Regions from separate parts of the Homo sapiens genome. Here regions 1, 2, 3 and 5 are each linked to region 4. The links are chromatin contacts, found by Hi-C or POLR2A ChIA-PET in ENCODE. All regions are on one chromosome and are shown on one strand. The core of a region is the stretch at or near the end of the contact, and the rest is flanking DNA. Distances in the headings are between cores, read along the strand shown.

What was found. Hi-C counts contacts between places; a loop is a spot of excess contacts on that map. ChIA-PET counts read pairs that join two places held with the same protein, here RNA polymerase II (POLR2A). Pooled maps may share reads with other maps.
Region 1: a loop to region 4 is called in a pooled map, with 19 times the contacts of the local background. The contact joins the promoter of AMOTL1 here to the promoter of SESN3 in region 4. A Hi-C loop is called at or near these places in 3 of 37 single-sample maps with no recorded cell type and 3 of 50 pooled maps. POLR2A ChIA-PET finds 5 or more read pairs at or near these places in 1 of 52 experiments (activated T-cell).
Region 2: a map of mammary epithelial cell shows a loop between it and region 4 (2.6-fold over the local background). The contact joins the enhancer-like site here to the promoter of SESN3 in region 4. A Hi-C loop is called at or near these places in 5 of 168 maps with a recorded cell type or tissue (MCF 10A, aorta, ascending aorta and 2 more) and 13 of 50 pooled maps. POLR2A ChIA-PET finds 5 or more read pairs at or near these places in 6 of 52 experiments (CD4-positive, alpha-beta T cell, CD4-positive, alpha-beta memory T cell, MCF 10A and 2 more).
Region 3: a loop to region 4 is called in a map of naive thymus-derived CD4-positive, alpha-beta T cell, with 8 times the contacts of the local background. The contact joins the enhancer-like site here to the promoter of SESN3 in region 4. A Hi-C loop is called at or near these places in 2 of 168 maps with a recorded cell type or tissue (chondrocyte and naive thymus-derived CD4-positive, alpha-beta T cell), 1 of 37 single-sample maps with no recorded cell type and 13 of 50 pooled maps. POLR2A ChIA-PET finds 5 or more read pairs at or near these places in 6 of 52 experiments (CD4-positive, alpha-beta T cell, CD4-positive, alpha-beta memory T cell, HEK293 and 2 more).
Region 5: a map of GM12878 shows a loop between it and region 4 (3-fold over the local background). The contact joins the enhancer-like site here to the promoter of SESN3 in region 4. A Hi-C loop is called at or near these places in 5 of 168 maps with a recorded cell type or tissue (GM12878, aorta, ascending aorta and 2 more), 17 of 37 single-sample maps with no recorded cell type and 19 of 50 pooled maps. POLR2A ChIA-PET finds 5 or more read pairs at or near these places in 11 of 52 experiments (CD4-positive, alpha-beta T cell, CD4-positive, alpha-beta memory T cell, GM12878 and 7 more).

Annotation. Positions count from the first base shown.
Region 1 is chr11:94,766,924-94,769,623 of GRCh38, forward strand. It overlaps AMOTL1 (angiomotin like 1), which reads left to right and starts at 1,433. Exons shown (of 13, transcript NM_130847.3): 1 at 1,433-1,637. The coding sequence starts at 1,589.
Region 2 is chr11:95,575,206-95,577,905 of GRCh38, forward strand. No RefSeq gene overlaps it. Among named protein-coding and RNA genes, the nearest start is that of FAM76B, 210 kb to the right of the region's middle. Within about 2 kb of position 1,451, at least 3 of the 41 ENCODE cell types and tissues checked have a DNase peak (open chromatin) inside an H3K27ac peak, as active enhancers do; they include mammary epithelial cell, where a contact is called at or near this core.
Region 3 is chr11:95,640,374-95,643,073 of GRCh38, forward strand. No RefSeq gene overlaps it. Among named protein-coding and RNA genes, the nearest start is that of FAM76B, 150 kb to the right of the region's middle. Within about 2 kb of position 1,363, at least 5 of the 41 ENCODE cell types and tissues checked have a DNase peak (open chromatin) inside an H3K27ac peak, as active enhancers do.
Region 4 is chr11:95,229,752-95,232,451 of GRCh38, forward strand. SESN3 (sestrin 3) reads right to left here and starts at 1,451. Exons shown (of 10, transcript NM_144665.4): 1 at 1,032-1,451. The coding sequence starts at 1,109. LOC100129203 (a long non-coding RNA gene) reads left to right here and starts at 435. Exons shown (of 6, transcript NR_110295.2): 1 at 435-744; 2 at 1,374-1,822; 3 at 2,301-2,425. RefSeq lists silencers at 1,005-1,314, 1,325-1,474 and enhancers at 1,830-2,469, 2,470-2,700.
Region 5 is chr11:95,555,392-95,558,091 of GRCh38, forward strand. No RefSeq gene overlaps it. Among named protein-coding and RNA genes, the nearest start is that of FAM76B, 230 kb to the right of the region's middle. Within about 2 kb of position 1,305, at least 2 of the 41 ENCODE cell types and tissues checked have a DNase peak (open chromatin) inside an H3K27ac peak, as active enhancers do; they include GM12878, where a contact is called at or near this core.

The DNA of each region.
Region 1 (2,700 bases), core at 183-2,682, 460 kb before region 4:
TCCTCTATGCCTTCTTCCCAAGCACCCAGACCTTGTCATCTCCCTCTTGGCTTTTGCCTCTGCTTGCCCAGTGCTGCCTTTTCCTCTTTCTGCTGTGTCTGAACTCCACCACCCTCCCAGGCTTTTCCTTCTGTGTAGTCAGTGCCTCTCTCCGCCCTTCCCAGGCATCTGCAGTACTTGGATCTCCTGCTTTGTTGCTTGCCTGTTTTCTGTTCACACATCTTGTCTTCTTAGACAGATAACAGATCCTTGAAGGGCTGGTCAGCTGCTCTAAGTTTCTTTTGTGTGCTAAGTTTCTTTTGTGTGTACCAGGGTAGATGACTTTAAATGGAGTAGGCATTTCATAAATAATTGTTAAATGATTACATTTGGGCTTTATCTTGAGAGCAGAGTTTACTCAGTAGGAGGGCCCATCAGGGGAATCAGAATCAGGACATGCAACCCACCAGAACTGATGAGAGGTAAAACTGCTGGCAGTCTAGTTAGGGAACTGCCACAATCCAGGGAGGAGTCCCTGAAGGCCGGACCTAGATAGCAGGTAAACAGAGGCAGGGAGCACCAGATAAGAGAGGCTTGGTGTGCGCTAACTCTCCCACTAACATCCTGGGCAGCAACTGTACAGTTACCTAGCTTTCTCTTCTCCAAGCAGTAGAGCTGCCCGGAAAAAGCCAGGCAGAAGTGCTATGGGGCAGGCTCGGGCACCCCAGATTAGGGCTCCAGAGAGCCGCCAGTATAAACCAATATAATGAGGTGGATGAGTAGTTCTCAGCACAGCCTGATTTTAAGAGGTGGGGCAACATTTTCCCAGAGTCGCTTACTTTCTTTACCTCTACTCAGGCAGATAACAGCCTGGGGATTTATGGCCAGAGGATGTACGGTTCTGCGAACACATTTAATATCCGAGGCTGTCAGGTCTGTTTTGGCCCTTCTGTTTGTCAACGGAGCACATAGTAGCAGCTTATCGCCCAATCTCAAGTGCGTGATGGAAGCACTGGGGCCTGGGGAATGCTGAGAAAAGTGTGGCCACTTTCTACCTGGAAATTCCACTTAAGAAGAAAAAAAACCAACCTAAGCAAATCTAGACTTTTGGGCAGATCCGGAAACAGAATTTTGGCCGGCATTGGGCTGGTGGGGAAGGAAGACAAAGTGGAGGGAGAACTGGTGAGTCTGAAATTAATCAAAACCCGGCAGGGGACAAAGGAAGGGATGCTGTCGCCCTCCTAAGTCTCAGGGAGACACGTCAGCTTGAGCTCTGGGCAATTTCAGCCTGGCAGTCTCGCGGCCCGGGGAGGGGCGGCGGGTGTCTGCAGACGGGCTCTAGGGCCCAGCGGCCGGGCGCCACGGCGGGGGTGGAGTGTAGGGTTCTAGTGACGAGCCCGGGCGACCCTCCCCGGCCCGCGCGCGGGGAGCGGGGAGCGCGGACGGCGGCGGGAGCGCGCGAGAAGCTCTAGGACCCAGCAGCGGTTGTCGGGTTTGGGGCTGGAGGTGAAGCCCTGTGTGAATGGGGTTGATTGTCCGGCGCCACTTCCCCGCGCTGCCCGGCAGCCGTCTTCCCCAGCCGAGGGACTGAACTAGCCATGATCGCCTCATGTGGAGGGCAAAGTTGCGCCGGGGAACTTGTGAGCCTGCGGTGAAAGGTAACCAGCCCCCACTCGAGGTGCCGGGAGGGCGTCTCCGAGTCTCCCACGCGAAGAACCCAGTCGCCCCGGGCTCCCCGGGCCCCTGCTGCTCACGGAAGGGGGCAGCTTCTGGGGGCCCGGGGCTGAGATCCCAGATTGTTGTTTTTAAGCGGGTTCCCTTGCCCCGCTCCAGGTCCAGTTGCCTGCGGGCCGGGCCTCAGCGTCTTGCCGCCCCGCGACCCACGTTGACTGAAGTTGTGGCCCCGGGGTTTGGGCCCCGGGGTGCTGCGCGCCCGACGCGGGGCTGGCCTTTCCTGAGGGGCGCAGCCATATGGCCAGACACTCCGAGGCGCGCCCGCGCCCGCGCGCGGGTCTCGCGGCGAGGGAGGGGACGGAAGGGGGTGTCCGGTGCAGCTTTCCCCGGCGCGAGACAAAGGCGCGCGCACCGGCCCGCCCGACGGGCTCTGGCGCTGTGGACTGGACCCTTTCTGCCCGCCGGCCAGACCCGGCTCTGGCGGGTGGGGGCGACGAAAGGGTCGCACCCCAGCCCCAGACGCTCGGATCGCGTTAGCTGCTGCTCCTTCTTTGTTCTCTCCCCAGACAAGTTTCTTTGACAAACTGGAGAGTTACATCCAGCTCCCGCTTGCCTGTTAGGGCTGCCTTTACAATAATCTGCTTTCGCGGGGAGAAAATTTAAACTTTCCAAATGGAACTGTTTTTTCTTGGAATGTGACATTTGTGGCAGGAGGGAGAGTGGTACGTTGGCCGATGACAGCCGAGCGGAACGGTGGCCTAGTGCCGGGACAGGGACCGAGCGTGCCCCATAGGCGGCCGGGCTGGAGGACGCGGCGGCAGAGCAGACGAGCCCTGGCGCGCACCTCTAGGGCCTCCGCTACCTGGACTGCGCTCGCGGCGACGTGTCCAAGTTTCCCCCCTCAGAGCCCCAGGCCGAGAATCCCGGGTATCTGCGCAAAGCTCCCGCGCCTCGCCCACCCTACTCTTCCTATCTTTACTGATGACTAGGAAGACTTTCCTTTTCCATTTTTGTTCGAAGATTTTTGCCTTTTTGGCTTCGGTGTTG
Region 2 (2,700 bases), core at 201-2,700, 350 kb after region 4:
TCAAATTCCTAGTTTATCACTTATTAATTATGTGAACCTGGATAAGTTTCTTAGCCACTCAACATATTAGGCTCTTAACCTGTAAACTGAGAACAATGGCATCTACCTTGCAAGTCCATTGTGAAGATTAAGTGTATTTGGAAGCAAATGCATGATGAATGCCCATTACATAGAATGCATTTAATAATAATAGCAACATTATTATTACTGTTATTCATTATTGAAGGACCAGAAGGAAAAGTATAGTTGAAGACTCTCTAAATAAAAAAAGAAAGAAAAAACAACACAAAATAAAAAAGGTTTTCAAATTTCCTTTTCTCCTAAAATTCACCCAAAAAAAGAATTCCATGCTAACATGAGTGAACGTGAAGCTATTTTCTTTCCCTCCTCCCCTGAGATGGTAGCAGAAATGGAACTGGTGAACAGGCCCAATTCAAACAAAGATAGCTACAGGAATAACACCGGGAGAGACACAAGATTTGTTTTGGCAAATAGAAGGGATTTCTGATTGTTTTGGTTTTCTTCTCTTGGAGCCAGTCAGCATCTGGCTTTGAGAACCATGGGTATGGTCACCATATGTCCCACATTTTTCTAGAGCAGTCACAATTTAAAATATTGAGTCATGTTTCCCCCTTAGGAACAGTTGTATTTGTGAGACCATGGATCTTTATTTGCAGTTCAGAAAATATGGTCATTGTCACTACAGAAGTTTGTATTTGACCGGGTAAAAGAAGAGATCACAGGAAAATGGGGGCAGGTCATGAACTACAGAAAAATAAACTGGGATTTTTTTTTTTCCTCTATATTATCACTCTCCTTACACTTAATACCAAGTGCTGGTTTGGCACTTTTCCTCTAAAAAGCAACCTAATAGGTTTCCAGGGTCATTGTGACCAATCCCACGTCTTTGAACCAAGTCAGGCAATTTTCAGGAGATTTCAGCTCCATCTAGTTTGATAATTCCCTATTGAGCGAGCAGAGCAGGGAAGGTTGTGTCAGTTATATCAACAACTAGCTAGCATTCATTAGTTTATTGAGAGACTATATGTGCCAGTACATGGCTGAGTGTTCTACATGCATTAGCTCATCTAATGCTTGCAAGAATCCTGTAAGAGGACACCATTATTCTCTCCTTATATGAAAACAGACTAAGAGAGATTAAGAAACGTGCTGAAAGTCACATGGCTGGTAAGTGACAGAGCTGGATCCAAGCCTGGTTGATCCCAGGATTTCTGAAAAGGTAGACTCATCATACATTTAAACAGAGTATTTTTCAGACAGGAAGGTTGAGGGTCAGGCCTAAAATTTCTGGGGTGACCATGCAGCTGTGGGAGTATCAGATAGGCTACTGCTCACAGAAGAGCGATTCTTCCTAGGAGTTGTTTTTCAAACTGGAAAAATCTTGGAACCAGAAATCCATTATGTGAAAGTAAGTGTGTCTGGATGGGATTACTAGAGATGTGCAAACCCGGGGGTGTTTGGGGTTTGGCTACACATTATGTTCTATTTTTCAAAGGTTCTGGGAGAGGCAAAACTCCAAACATGTTTCTGCACGGTAATTATCCACTTTGGTTTCAGATCCATGTGTGTTTCTAGAGGAATTAACAACCCTGGACCTGTTTCTTATTTTAGTGGGTGCCCCTCACATAAATATTCACAGACAGAGCAGACCTACAGGAACTGTGGAAGTCAGAGGAACCAAACTCAGCCTAGCAAGAACAGAAAAACAAAGCTAAACATGTTTAAGAATCTCCATTTACTATGGCCTTGGCTATGCAGCTAATTAGAGCAAGTCATTGGGTGGGAGAAGGAAAAAAACCCCAGCATATCGAGTGCTTACTATGAAAGCCACTGTTCTTGATACCATCCTCACCCTCAGGGAATTTTCACTAGGAAGATGATAAAGACCAGTGAATAGGTAATTTCACTACAGTGTGGTTAAAAAGACAGGGTTTCATAGAAGCACAGAGACAGCGCATTTAAAGCCAGTCTTGACGGTGTTCCAGTTACATATTGCTGTGTAACAAACTACCTCCAGAATGCAGTGGCTTGAAACAACAGCCATTTATTTATATCTGTTGGTTCATGGGTCAAGAATTTTGGCAGGGGTCAGCTAGGTAATTCTTTTCTTTCACATGGTGTTAATAAAGATCACTGGGCAATATGCAGCTAGGGGACAGATTCATCTGTAAGATCCCAGATGGCTTCAGTAACTTGTCTGTTTCCTTGCTGGGGATAATTGAATTCTACTGGTCACAAGTCTTCCCAGGTTCAACAAGAGGGGACTTAGACCCTACCTCTCAGTAGAAGGAGTGTTAAAGAATTTGTAGCTATGTTTTTAAACTGCCACAGTCATCTCTACCATCACAAATTTTTTTAATGTCTCATACATGTAAATATATTCACCTCCAACCTCCTTCAGAAGACCATCAGATTTAGGTCTGAGGTTCAGAATCTCATCATCCAAATTAAATCCAGAAGCAAATAAGTCTCCATAGGTCCAGTTCCTTCGATATGGGTCTTCTCAATCTGAATACTTATAAACCAAAGGTACACTTTTTCTATCATTCTTACAAACACCACAAATACCCAAGATATTAAAAAGAGGCAAGGCATGATACAAGGCATATGTCAGCCCCTGCTTCATGGCAATTCTGAAATTCAATCAGGAACATGTCTGTTCCTTAACTAAGACTTACT
Region 3 (2,700 bases), core at 113-2,612, 410 kb after region 4:
CCAGCAGTCTGAATTTTAACAAGAGCTCCAGGTAATCCTGATGCACATGAGTACCACTGTTCCAACCACTGTACCTATAGCTCAGCTATTCTCAGTGAGGAGCTTTTGTAAACATGTAGAGAAGCTTTTGGTAGTCAACAAGCTTGATGATTCCTACTGGCAATTACTGGGGGTAGGGATGCTAAAGGTCCACAAACATCCTAAACCTTCACCTTCCTCTGCACCTATTGAAATTCTGCATAATTTCTGAGGCTTGGCTCCTTCGTATTTCATCTTCTTTATCCATTTTAGCCCAGACCATTATCTCTCTTAGGACATAGCTACATGTATTATGTATAGTTAATATTATCTCATTTGCAATATTCTCAAAGAAGAAATCTATTACTTCTTTTTAGGTAGGCAGCATTAGTTTATTGTTTATTGGGCTGAGAACATAGACTAGGGAGCCAGAGTGCCTGGATATGAATCCTAGCTCTGTGACTCCTTCAGCATGTAACCTTGGGTTTTGCTACTTACCCCCTCTAAGCCTTATCTTTCTCATCTGTATAATGGGATCATAAGAGTACATACAGCAAAGGGTTGTTTTGAGGATTAAGCCTTTAGAACAGTGCTTGGCACAAAGTAAGCACTATACACGTGTTGGCTGTTATTATTTTTTCTACCCCTAAGCACATAATGTGAGGAATTTACTATTAATACATGCCTCATACATTTCACTGATTGGTCAAAGAATCTCCGAATTTATTCCCAATTCAACTTTCAAATGTTCATTAGACAACTCAAGGAAGTCATAATCACCAACTTTAAATTCAAAAAGCACTGCTCTATAGAAGGAAAAATTGGCCTATTTGTTATTGTTTCAGAACATAAGGTTTGAAACTAAAGTTTTATAAAGGGCAACAGAGCGCATTTGCCCTGTGTGTCCCTGCTATTATCTCTTCCTCCTGTTCCTTCAACAGTGGAGGTCAAGGACTTGGAAATTTGGGATCCCAGCCATCTATTTCAATTTCTTTCTACTTGAGAGATATAAATGAGAACACAATCATATTTCCAGAGCCTCTGAGATTCTATTTGATTCATGTTCTTCTTAAAGGTTTTGCTCAAAAAGAGCCTTGTTTCCTGCCAATTTCTGATGGCTGCCCTCCATTACCTGCCCTTTTGTTTCCCAGAAGCCCATAGGCCATTAGCCTAAGTATGCATCACTGGCAGGGGCCCTACATTTGGCGGCACTAAGCACAGCATGGGCAGATGAAATGCACCTTGGAGGTTGCCCATCCAAACATGGACAGCATCCAAGGCTTGAGGTGATGACATAGCCTGAGGTGGAACGAGTACATAGGGCTCTCAACAGTTATGTAATAAGGGCAGGAGGAGGATGTGGTGCATGAAAGTAAAAATGAAACATTGCACAAGTAGGCTTTGGTTTCGTGAGGAAGCCTGAGAGTAAGAAAGGTGATTTAGGCTTTATATTGCATGTGATGTTGCACCAGCAAAGGTGGCCAAAAACCAATGAGGAAGGAAAATACTGGTCTTACAGCTCTTACCAATGGCATGAAGGAAAAGAACAGAAGACTATGCCTTTTATCTATTATCTGTGAGACTCCCTAAAATTAAATTCTTACTTCACTAGGTAGTCATTTCAAGCAGCAAATTAGTTCATAAAGTAATCTGATAAATAAACATCTTGGAAAACATTTATGCCAATGGCCAACATGTATTAAGCTATGGTACCAGGACAGAAAATTCTAGAAATGTTTATTTATCTGTTGATTTTGTAGCTAAAAGGAAGAGAGAGAGGAGGAAGGATTACAACTTTGTCTCAGCCAAGACCTTCCTTGGCAGGACTGTCAGGCCTACAGGCATGTCCTTAGTTTGGCTAGTTTGTGGCTTCCATTCGATCAGTTCATCCAGGAGAGCTCTGACTGGTGAATGGAGTTGTACTGCTGAAGCTCACAAGAGAGAGATGAACAAAATCAGTGTATTTTTAAAATTATTTTAAGCTTAGAGATAAAAATGCCAAAGAGATTGATAATCACATGAGCTGATGGTATCATTTTTCTACCCAATCACAAAAATAGACAAAAAAAAATACCCTTTCACAAGGAAAACATGAAAATGGCTAATAATTGTATGAAAACATGCTGAATCTCAATTATCATCTGAGAAATGCAAACAAAACCCACAATGCCGTAAGACTACATATGTACCCGAATGGCCAAATTTTTGAAAACAACAAAAATAGACAACACCAAGTAATTGGCAATGTGGCAATGATGGATCAGTGGACCCAAATACTGCTCCTGGAAATAAAATTGTTAGAACAACTTTGGAAAACCTTGACAGTGTCTACTAAAGCTGGAAATACACGGACTCAAATCTCAGCAACTTCATTTTGATATGCAACAGATTTGAACCAAAAAACATGTACATAAATCTTCATAGCAGCATTATTCATAATAGCTAAAATTTGAAAACAATTCAAATGTTTCTCAAGAGAAGAAGGGATAAATATATAGTGGTATGACTATGGTAGAATAGTATGAAGGAATGAAAATGAACAAACCCATTACAACATACAGCACAAGGAATGACCCTCACAGACACAAAAGAGTCTGTACCACATATTTACATTCACTTCAAGTCTAAAAACAGGCAAAACTATGGTATTAGAAGTCTGAACAGTGGTTATCCTTGGTTGGA
Region 4 (2,700 bases), core at 201-2,700:
TCATCTCCGCTTTCAGTCCCGATGCATTTGCACAGCTCAGCAATTTTAATTCATTTGTAGTGAACAAACAGAAGCATCTCACCTAACGTTTCCACTTAATAAAATGTAAAAATAGAGTTTGAATACGAATAAACTGATTATAATATTACTTTGGGGCAGCTGTTAAAATCTGATCAAAAAGTCTAGAGACCTTTTTTTCATTCCCTTCCCCATCCCTCTCGCCCTTCCCCGCGGGGCGATTAAGCCAAGTAAGCTAAACAATACTGGAGTAAACTTTCTATCAGTCACTCTAGGAAGCAGCAATAAACTGATGGTGCGCCTCATTTTTCTGGATCAACACGGGGGCAGGGGGGTGCTAAGGAGGAATAACCCACATCCACCTCAGTCTTCTCCTCCCCCAACCCCAGCCTCAGGAACTGGCCAGGTCGAATTGCATTTCCCATGGGCATAAAGTTCAAGATGCTTTACTGGTTCCTTTCGAGACTGAACTACAGACACAGGACTACCATCCAAACAATTTGAAAACGGGGGTTGTTGAGCAAGGCGCGCAAGGCAGAAGCAACCGAATAAACAAAAACAACACTCGCAAGAGTTAGCCACAGCAAAGAGGGGCCAGGTTCCTCGGGATCCGACCCAGCTGCTCTGATTTCACACCGACCTCCATCAACAGCTAAACTGCACAGGGAGGAGGATCGAACGGATCCCTCCCGCCCTCCGCCCAAGGAGCCGACCCGGGGTAGCAAGGTAGGGAAATGAGCCGTAAAGGAGAGCAAAGGCACCAAATAAAAGGAACAAGGGAAGAAAAAATATCCCAACCCCTCCAGACTTGGGTCTGTCCCGGCGGAAATAAAAAGCCGCAGTAGTCCAAACCCTCCTGCCCTCAACCCACGCCCCCTTTCTCAGTCCCTGCGGAGGGACGGTGCCCGGGGATCCCTCTCAGCCTCCCCCAGTGCGCGCCCGGGGACGAGCCGCCCGAGCCCCGGCCGGCAGGAAGCGACCCTCGCCGGCAGGACCCCGGGCCGAACCCGTACCTTCCGCAGCACTTTCCGGCAGTTGGTACAGAGCAGGTAGTTGGCGGCGGCCGACGGGCTGCCGCCGCCCCGGTTCATCGTGGCTGCGGGCGCCGAGGCGAGAGCGGGCGGAGGGCCGGGTCCGGGCTGTCACTGCGGCCACTGCAGGGCCGGTCCGTCCCCCCGCCGCCAGCCGCGATTCCGCCTCAGCCTCCTCAAGGCGGGATGTCGGGAGGAGAGGCGACTGCCTGAAAGCTAGCGGCACTGCCAGAGGCGACCACCGCGGCAGCTGCCCCAGCGACGGCGGAGACGGCGGCGGCTGCTCCTCACCGGCCCGTTGTTCCACCCGCCCCCATCTTCCAGACCCCCGCCCCCGCCAGGCTAGGACGAGCAGCCGCCACCGCTGCCACCGCCACCACCGCCGCCGCAGCGCCTCAGTGCGGCCCCGCCTCCGCCGCCCCACCACCTTCACCACCTCCACGCTCCGGTACCGCCCCTCCCGCCAATCGGACAGCTCCGGCTACGCCCCCAGGGCGCTAGCCCGCAGCCAATGAGCAACGAGAGCCCGACTGGGAGTCGCGCCGGCCAATCGCAGGGGCCGAGGAAGCCTTGAATCTCCGGGCAAGTTAAGTTTATCTCCGAGGCTCGGAACTGAAGGGAGGTGGCGGTTAGCTAAGTAGTAGGGTAGCAGGGAACAGTTTGCTCTCCTCTGCCAATAAGAGGACGAGGGTGTGTCATATGCAAATATACTGCCCTCCAAGCCCCACCCCCAAGATAAGCTACGCCCCCTTCTCTAGGTCCCTGCAGAAGTGGTGAGGAGAATGAGATAAATAGTTGGGAGCTAGAGCTCGCTAGAGAGTCTAAGATTGAGCTAAATATTTCCTGATCTCTCGAGAAAGGGGGAGGGGAGTGGGAGGATTAAATGTTCCTTCCTTCAGGGCAGTGGTTAGGCTTTCTCTCCACCAAAATCTAACTTTAGCTGTAAAGAAGACTGCAGTTATGTAGTACTTTGTATCCAGGGATCTCAAAGAACTTTACGCATCATTTATTGTGAACCTTGTTTTGCAAAGATTTCAGTTACTTGAGGCTTGGGAGGCGGATAGGGGATAAATGTCTGAGTTATATATATATTTACGCAAGTAATCGAGTTTGAGGGGAGAGACACAAAACCTCTGGTTTAGCGGTTTCCTCTTGTTTGTGAAGCACCTTCTAGCAGTTATCTTAGAGATGTAAGTTCATTTACTTGTCCAGCACTAAAAGGCCAAAGGGGCTTGTTTTCTCACCCAAAAGACCTTCCTGAGGCAGCTGTTCGGATACATGCAGAGCACAGCGCCCTGCTCAGAAAGGAAGGTTCAGAGAACAAATTGTCGTTTAAAACTATTGGGACAAACCTACCTCTTCTAAAGCTTAAAATGGTAAGTCAGGGTTTTAGCGTCCACGTTCTGCGGAGAGAAGGCAGACTTGACTGGGGAAAGCGCAGGCTGACCGAGTGTGGCGGGACAGACGGGTAGGGGAGCCAGGTCTCCCGAAGGGGCTAGCAATGCGCGTCCGAGTCGAATGCGGGTTCCCGATGCTAGACGCCCGCAACCTGCTCCCGAGTGAGAACAAAGGCCGGCGCAGAGCGAGAACCTGATTGGTGCCCGGTCCTCACTCGTGTCCTCCGGGCCCCAGAGATAACTTGCATCGCCTA
Region 5 (2,700 bases), core at 55-2,554, 330 kb after region 4:
TCTCTGGAGAGTAGATTCCATGAGAAATAGCTTCATCAACTTTGTTCACCCCTGCATTACTAACTTGTAAAATGGTCCCTGAAATATAGTAGCCACTCAATACACATTTGTTAAATGAATGAATCAGCTATGGTATGGACTGCTGTGAGAGGTATTGAGGGAGTTAATATATAGCATTATTTAGTGCTTACTGTCTCCTAGGCCTGTTCCACACAGTTCACATCGATTAACTGCTTTAATATTCATTACCTTTCTATGAGATAGATATCATTACTAGCCTCATTTTACAGATAAAGAAAGTGAAGTACAGAGAAGTTAGGTAACTTGCTCAGTGTTGCACACCTAGAAAGTGTCAAAGCCACACTGGAACGCAGATCATCTGGCTTCAGGGTTCTGTTAAACTTTATGATAAAATAAGACAAGACACTACCGATTTGAGAAGAAAAGTCTTGCCCACACAAAAAAATAAAGAAGTTCACAGTGAATAACAAATGAAGGTTTAATCAATACGTTTTCTAAGGCTGAGAGGAGAGAAGGTTCCCAGAAGACCAAAGTTGCCGAGGAAGGGCTCATAAAGAATCCGAGATTTCGACTGGTTCTTGAATAATGTTTTGGCTAGTGATGAAGGTATCTTATCACTGAAGCCCCAGTGATTACAGTAAAAAAAAAAAAAAAAAGCAAGTTCCAGTAAAGACATAAGGGATCCATGATTCTATGACACACAGACATCTTTTTGAAGGTTCTGTTGGCCTTGGCTTTAATATATTTACTGATGTTTATAAGAAAGCAGGGAAATGAGAGAACAAAGAGTAAGGGCATGATGATGTCATTCTTCTGAGATGGTTCTGGAGAGGATGGCATTGCTTCTGGGACACCAGTAGCCCAGAAGTCAGGAATTCCCCCTGGAGAAAGCAGGATTATCCAGAAACAATCACTCTGCCTCCCCACTCTGTCTTCCGCAATGAGAATTGAGCTACTGATACCAGAGTGTTTAGAAAGTCAGAGCTTTCTTAATAAAGACTCCTCTGCACTGGATGGGAATTTCCCCAGTGAAGTCTAAGTTTCAATACCTGATTCCCCACTGATTGCTGTGATGATTATCAGGATGTCAAAAGATTGGCATTCCTGTCACTGAGAACTGGGTTGCTCATTTTCTCCTGAGTTGGGGTCTTCAAAGTCATCTTAAGCACTGCAGGGTTTCAACGAGCTGGAAAATGTGTGAGAAAACAACATCCAAGTCGTGGCTCCCATTTTTGACATCTGCATTCAAGACTGGGCCACAGGACTCCAGTGGTGGTTCTTTCAATCCCTTCTATTCATCAGGGCAGCAGGATTCGTGATTCAATGAGCTACGAATTACAATCCTTTCTCTAGAAAATTGGTTTTTGAAAGTGCCTACTGGGTATGACTAAGAGGTTTTGTGCACTGGGGTTTCAGTTGATGTTTGTATTTTTTCTTATTATGACTTGAAGGAAAAAACCAGAATCTAAAATTAGCCCTTGTTTTTTCAACTTGGAACTTCATAAACACATCAGCAGTGGGGTGTGTGTGTGTGTGTGTGTGTTTTGCAATAAGCAATATTACAATTTCTTGACATTTTCATTGCTGTTTCTTGACATATTTAGTGAGGCTTTAAAGGTTTCTTTAGACAGAAAAAAAAAAGAAAAAAAATGGCTATGTTCCAAATCACCATATGTTTCCAATTGCAAATTCAAAAGCAGAAGACAGGCCTTAACTTAAGCTGTACAGCCTTTTGTGGTGGTTATGGTGCTGGGGAGGTAGGTTGTCTTTTTACATTTAGTTATTAGAATTTCAGTGTTACCCAATGACATAAAAGGAAAATAAAGCATTTAGCAAATATTTGTTGAGTGCCATCTATGTGTAAGACACTGGGTCAGGGAGGGTGCAATCTAGTTGGGGATACAAAATATTAAAGAAAGCAAATGTTCAAAACGGGATGATAAATGGATAGCTTTCAGCCATAAGTTCTCCAGGAGATCAAAGAGTTAGGAGCTGACCTGGTAAAAGAACGATTCATAGAAGAGGTAAAATTGAGCTGAGTCTTGAAGAAGGATAATAGGACATTTCAGGTGAAAGGAACTATAGAGTCAAAGTCACAGTGATGGAGCTGTGCATGCACATTCAGATTGGTGACTGCATCTGTGAGGTTGGAACTGATGCAGTTTCATAAGAATGAGGAAGTTTCCATAAGAATGGGGAAGGAATCATGGAGAAAGATGGGAAAATCAAGTAGAAGTCACATTATGATAAACTGGAGTGACAGGCTTGGTGTACCATGATTATTGTTGTTTAGATTGTATTTAGTCCAAACAACAATTACTTGCATTGGGTACTGATTATAAGCCCCATTCTATAGATAAGGAAACTAAAGCTCATAGAGGCTAAGAAGTTGCCCAAAGTCAAATAATGAATTATTTGGTTAACCCAGATTTGAACTAAAGTCTGTTGGATTCCAACTCCTCTTAATCTTTCTAGCTTAAGTGGTTAGGCAGGCTTGAGTGATAACTGCTGTCAGCCAGTAGTTGATATTCCAGCAAGAATAATGATGTTTTTAACCAGGATGAGGAAATTAGGATGAGTAAACTAAAGAGTAGCTGCCTAGAACTAAGGTGACCAGAGGGCATGGTGGAAGTAGCAAGACCCCTAGAGCTGGCATGCTCTTGATGCATCCTCAGAAGG